Regions from separate parts of the Homo sapiens genome. Here region 1 is linked to region 2. A link is an interaction called in ENCODE POLR2A ChIA-PET data of the cell type or tissue named here. Cell type or tissue: HepG2. All regions are shown on one strand. Links, peaks and the distances in the headings refer to the core of each region. The heading gives the core; the rest is flanking DNA.

Region 1 (2,804 bases), core at 273-2,772, 54 kb after region 2:
GGGAGAAGACAGGTGCCCCTCCAGAGGCAGGGCCCTTTGGTGAGGGAGGAGAATTGTTGCAGGCATAAACTGACCTGCATCTCCAGAAGAACCCCCGACCTCAGACTCAAGAAACAATGCTGGACACACCCCAGCTCTCCCTCCCAAGAATCTGGAGGGGTTGAGGGACAGGTGTGACTACCCTGCGCTCGGCTGGTGCTATGAGAGAAGCAGAGACTGCGTTTGCAGAGACAGGCAAGCATGGCTGGTGTGGGCTGGTGGGAAGGGAGAGTGCCAGCTGCTGCTCATACCTCCAGCCCCGCCTGAGGCTGCCTTGGGCCTCTAGCTGGTGTGAATTAGACGCCTATTACTTATAACCGAAAGAGTATTCCCTGAGCAAGGTATGAGGTGATATTTTGGAAAGAAATTTTCCCCTAAGGAGGGGCTCCCCGTATTGTGTGTTCTCGGGATGTGGCTTGGGCTATGGCTCATAAGTCAGCCTACAGGGCAAACTCCAAGCACAACTATTCACTGGCTACTGGATGTGGGCAATGTGGCCAACTTCCTATCCCACAAGGGGCTGTGAAGATTAAGATAATGGATGTAAAACTGTCAGTGGAACATATCATGCACAGTAAGCATTCAGTAAATATCATCTACCATTATGATTATTAATACCACCACAACCTCATCAGGGGAAAAGGAGTGGGCTCTGCCTATAGGTGTGTGCACATGTGTATGTGTGTCTATGTACATGTGTGTATAATGTATGTGTATGCACAAAGGTGTATGTCTATACCTGTGTGTATGCACAAAGGTGTATGTCTATACATGTATGTATGCACGTGTGGGTATGTGCATGTAGATGTGTGTGCACACGTGTGTGTGCATGCCAGCACACACATGCATGCAGAGGGTGGGCAGCATTGTGTCTATTCCTGTCTGACCATCCCCACAGCCAGAGGCCCACACAGAAGCCATCAGCTCACTCAGTACCATGCAGGCAACCCAGGTGACAGGCTGGGGGTCCCCTCCCTTGCCCCACCTCCCCTTCCAGCTACTAGTACTGGGCTACAGCCACAGCCCACCCTTTGATGCCAAAAGCCACCCTCCCTAAAACACTGAGCCCACTAGCCACATTATCCATCCCTGTCTGCTTGTCCTTGAGCTTCTGAGCTACTCAAGGACTGATAGCAGCAAGTGTACAATAAATGTTTTTACAGGAATGGATAAATCCAGTGTGAAACTATGTTTCTGTTGAAGACAATAGAAGCAACAATCAAGTGCTGGGCAAGAGAAGAAGTCAGTCTCCTGTGGGCTGCTGAGCATGCGCGCCGTCTGTGGACAGCTCGTGGGTACCTTTATGCAGAGCCCGTGGTCTGTAGGGGCGTTGTACTGCTTCCTGCCAGCGATCAGGGAGAAGATGTTGCTGTCCTCCAGGTCGGCCAGCAGCTGCAGGTGTCTGGGTTCCTGTGACAACACTGGCCAGGTTAAAGTCTCAAGCACAGCAAAGAGCAAATGTGTTCACCTCTGGTAGACAGAGGGCAGTCTCTGCACACTTACAAGCACTTTCCCCGATGACACTATACATATTACATATGATTATTACGCGAGGTGTAATAAGTGCTAAACTAAAACCAAATTCACCCAGTCTCACCCAAAACACCCACTTCCCCAGTTCTCAGACACACAAGGCTGTTGGAACGTATTTGATACTTCTGGCAAATCAAAGCCCCATGACCGGATATTCAAGATAAAAAGCAGGAGAAAATCTATAACCCAAAGGTCAGAGTTAAGAGCACAGGGCCTGTCTGCCTTTGGTTTGTTGTGAGTCCAGAGTCCAACCGTACTTTGGGTTTTCCCACTGGTAGCTTGCTTGTCCCACCCTTCTCCTCCTCAACTCTCCAGCCCAGCTCTGTTTCCTGCTCTACGAAATACCCTCCCAACTTCAGCACACACGAGGACAGTGAGCGGGCCACACAGCAGAGCTGGGAGGTCAGGAAGCTACCATGCCCTGTGTCAGTTCAAAGCCCCTCTCTGCAGACGCCCCTTCTCTCTGGCCCAGGTGTCGGCAGCTGCTGACTTCCCAGAGCCGGCCCCAACACCTTCCCAGAGCCGGTTCCCAGATGCTCAACACCTGTGCTGGGGTCCCGCCAGCTCCCTTTCACCTCTGCTGGCCAGAGCAAAAGAGACCACAGCCCTCAGATGGTAAGTGCTCAGCCAGGTATTGGGTGGACAAGGCTCCTGCCACAGGGTATATGTGGACAGCACAAGAAGAGAGCAGACAAGAGTGTACATGGGAGCAAAGGAGCCTCCGGCCTAAGCTCTCTTTTGAGGGCCTGCAGCTGTTTTCCATCTCCCACCTTCTTCTCACTGGGGATACATGCAAGCCTGCAGTTTATTTCATGAAATATCTATGATACATAAAGTTACACTGGCATTAGGGTGGCAATAGTCTATCAAACATCTTTACAGCTAGCTTAAATCCCAACTTATGAGAACTAGGCCAGTCTCTGAAGTGATGGGGCAGCCAGGGGTGTCTGCTCCCAACCCGCAGTGGGGGTGGGGCTAGGCAGGTGGGGTTCTTAGGCCTGTATTATTTATTACCTAGTTTCTGAGCGAGACCAGGAAACCTGTGACTCCAAGTTCAGCTGCTGCACAATTAGCTTATTAAGAAGTTGTCCTGAGCTTGGAGGAGTCTAAGGTGCATTTAAAAATGAAGCCCAGGTTCACTCTGAGGACCTGGGGGGAGTGACTGTGGCAGAATTAGGGCTGGTGGTGGTAGCTTTTAAAGCTCACCTTTGAAGTTCCCTTGGTGGAGCAAT
Region 2 (2,804 bases), core at 293-2,792:
AGAACATTTCTTTTTTTTTTTTTTTTGGAGACAGAGTCTCGCTCTGTTGCCCAGGCTGCAGTGCAATGGCATGATCTCAGCTCACTGCAACCTCCGCCTCCCGGGTTCAAGCAATTCTCCTGCTTCAGCCCCCTGAGTAACTGGGACTATAGGCACGCACAACCACGCCTGTCTAATTTTTGTATTTTTAGTAGAGATACGGTTCCACCATGTTGGCCAGGCTGGTCTTGAACTCCCGACCTCAGGTGATCCACTCGCCTCAGCCTCCCAAAGTGTTGGGATTACAGGCGTGAGCCACTGCGCCCAGCCGCAGAACACTTCTTTTAAAATACCCGCATAGTGTGGTTTTCCTAGAGCCGTTCCCTAAACTTAACTGCTGACTCAAGTTGAGTGTCTGAAAGTAAAACCTTCAGAATAATCAACATCTTGAAGAGCAGAAAACAAAAGTAATTAGATCCCCCAGGCTATCTCTTTGAATTTGTGGCAAGGGGAGTTAAGGGGGATTTATTTTAATTATTTTCTTCACACTGGCTGTGTGTAGACGCCCACCTAGCGTGTGCCCAGAAGACAGGAAGAAAAGAAACTGCTGAGAATGGCTTGATTTTGTTTCCTTCAGAACCATCCAGACACCCCTTAACTTGCTCTGTGGTCAGCCATCCAGGATGCCTGTGTTCTAGTCTGGGGTCACCGCACGCTGCCAGCAGGACTCCGGTGCCCCCAGCAAAAGGAGTGTTTTTCTCTGGCACCCTTGACAAACCAACAGAGGACCAGCTTTTGTGCAGTGATTGTCACCTTTTGGAGGGGAAACTCTGCTTATCTGAATGAGAAATTTTCGCAAGGAGCCTCGCCCTTGGAGTCTTCAAGAGAGAAACAAGCTTGTGGGAAGAACCCATGTCACCTGCCTGAATTTCGCTTGGAAACTGAAGAAAACAGGCTGTGGAGGGCGCAGCAGACCACTCAGCAGCATTTTCAGTGACCTCACACTTTCCTCCCTTATTCACAATAGAGCTCTCATTTATTGAGCACCTATTGTGTGCCCGCCCCTTTATAAAATCAAACCTGGTTTTTACTATGATCTGGGGGAGGATGCTGTTAATTAGCTCCTCTCCTTCACGTCTGAGGAAGGAAAGGCGGCCAGGGAGGTGTGCATCTGAATGCAAACCTGAGTCTGTGGGGCTGCATAGCCTCCTTCTTTCCCACCCATCGTGTGGCCTCCACGGTCTCTACATGCACATGAGCCAGTCTGGAAAATAATTTCCACTCACTTAGTTATGTTGCTGTCATGGCTCTAGGAATGTGGCCTAAAAAGCAATCCAAAGTTTCAGATTCTCTGCCTGACCTGTTGCTTGCAGATAGCACAAAAAAGCAAGCCGACCTAGGTTGGTGCCTATTTTCTTGAAAAGTTCCTGTAAACCCTGTGTCACCTGCACACACTGAATGCTCAGCTGTCCCTGTCAGCCGAACCTCCTTCCTCCTGCAGGAGGAGAATTCAGCACAGCTAGAATCAACCGGCAAACCTCCCACCCCAAACCCCAGGGTCACGGCCATCCAGAGAGCTGGACGCGTGAGCCATGAGGACAAAGAGCAGTACTCACAGGCAGCCGGGAGTGACTTGCTCTCTGTCCTCTCTCTCTCCTCTCCACAGTGACAGTTAAGAGGCACAGAAGATGTGATTGCCATTTATGTAGACAGAGTGTCTGCCTCCCCGAAGCCAATCAGAGCTGCCGGCTCTGCATTATTTACTGAGCAGCATCCCTCCACCCTCCCACCACCTCCTGCCCCCACTCTGCCCCCAGGGGGAGAGAGCCATCCTAGCAGGATGGAGAGGAGCATCAGGGCCTGCTGGGACTGGCGAGAGGCCAAGGAAAAAATGGGCCCTGTGTTCCCAGGCACTGTGTAGGATGCAGATTTGGGGCCAGGGCTCCTGGGACTCTCCCAGCAACTTTGAGAACGACCAGGCTCCACTCCAAGGGTGAGGAAGGGACGGCGTGGCATTTGGGGAGTGCTCACTCTGGGTCTGCTCCTTCTGTGAGGGACTATTAGGACCCTGTGATACCCGGGAGGCTCAGGGTCCCAAGCCCACTTCCCCAGATGAGAAAGTGAAGTGAGATGTAGATTAGGTGTTGAGCCGCATGCATCTCAAACTCCTGTGCTGTTACCCTTAAGCCTATCAGCATCTAAAACATGGTTTGGGCTCAGTCTCTCCTCCCACCATGGGGCAGCAACAGGGAGGATCATCTTCCCCACCTCCACCCCCTCCCCCCACTCCTGGTTGATGGGTGCAATAGAAGGAGCAGGACTCCGTTTCTCCTGAAGGTGCACGCAGAGTCATGTGAAGCTAGGAAAGGGGCCTGGGCTTTGCAGAGGAGGAAGAGTGGAGAACAGGGTCCACTCAGATGACGAGCAGCCTGCAGGTGCCCCTGCCCCGACCACACACACATGCACACACACCATGCACACTTATGCATGCACACACATACACAAGCATACATGCATGCATGTTTATACACACTACACACGTACAATAGCACATGCATATATGCATGCATACCACACACACATGCACACACACACATACCTAAGTGCATGCATACACACACATACACATACCACATCCAGGGCTTGTGGCACAGTCCAGAGCTAGAAATGCCCCAAGGAGAGCCATCCATCCTCTGACTTTAAGCAGCATCTTTTCAAGGAAGAAGCTACCCCTCTAGAGCAGAGATCCCCATGGAACTGGGACAGAGGCAGCGGCCTTCCAGGCAGCAGAACATGCCATGAGTGCAGGGGCTGCAGGGCGGGGA

Evidence for each region. ChIA-PET counts read pairs that join two places held together with the same protein. Peaks named below come from ENCODE experiments on the same cell type or tissue, not always from the same donor. Only the 100,000 strongest peaks of a DNase experiment are listed, where the experiment ranks them.
Region 1: POLR2A ChIA-PET joins it to region 2 with 12 read pairs; 3 of 35 experiments call an interaction of 5 or more read pairs at or near these places.

What each region holds. Positions count from the first base shown.
Region 1 is chr7:50,613,432-50,616,235 of GRCh38, forward strand. GRB10 (growth factor receptor bound protein 10) reads right to left here. Exons shown (of 19, transcript NM_001350814.2): 11 at 2,779-2,804; 12 at 1,339-1,449. Among named protein-coding and RNA genes, the nearest start is that of DDC, 49 kb to the left of the region's middle. In HepG2, for the core only: a CTCF peak has its summit at 1,520; a DNase peak (open chromatin) is centred at 1,790; H3K4me3 peaks cover 760 bases.
Region 2 is chr7:50,559,419-50,562,222 of GRCh38, forward strand. All of the region lies in intron 1 of DDC (dopa decarboxylase), which reads right to left. Among named protein-coding and RNA genes, the nearest start is that of DDC, 4.6 kb to the right of the region's middle. In HepG2, for the core only: no CTCF peak of the experiment used is centred there; a DNase peak (open chromatin) is centred at 1,633.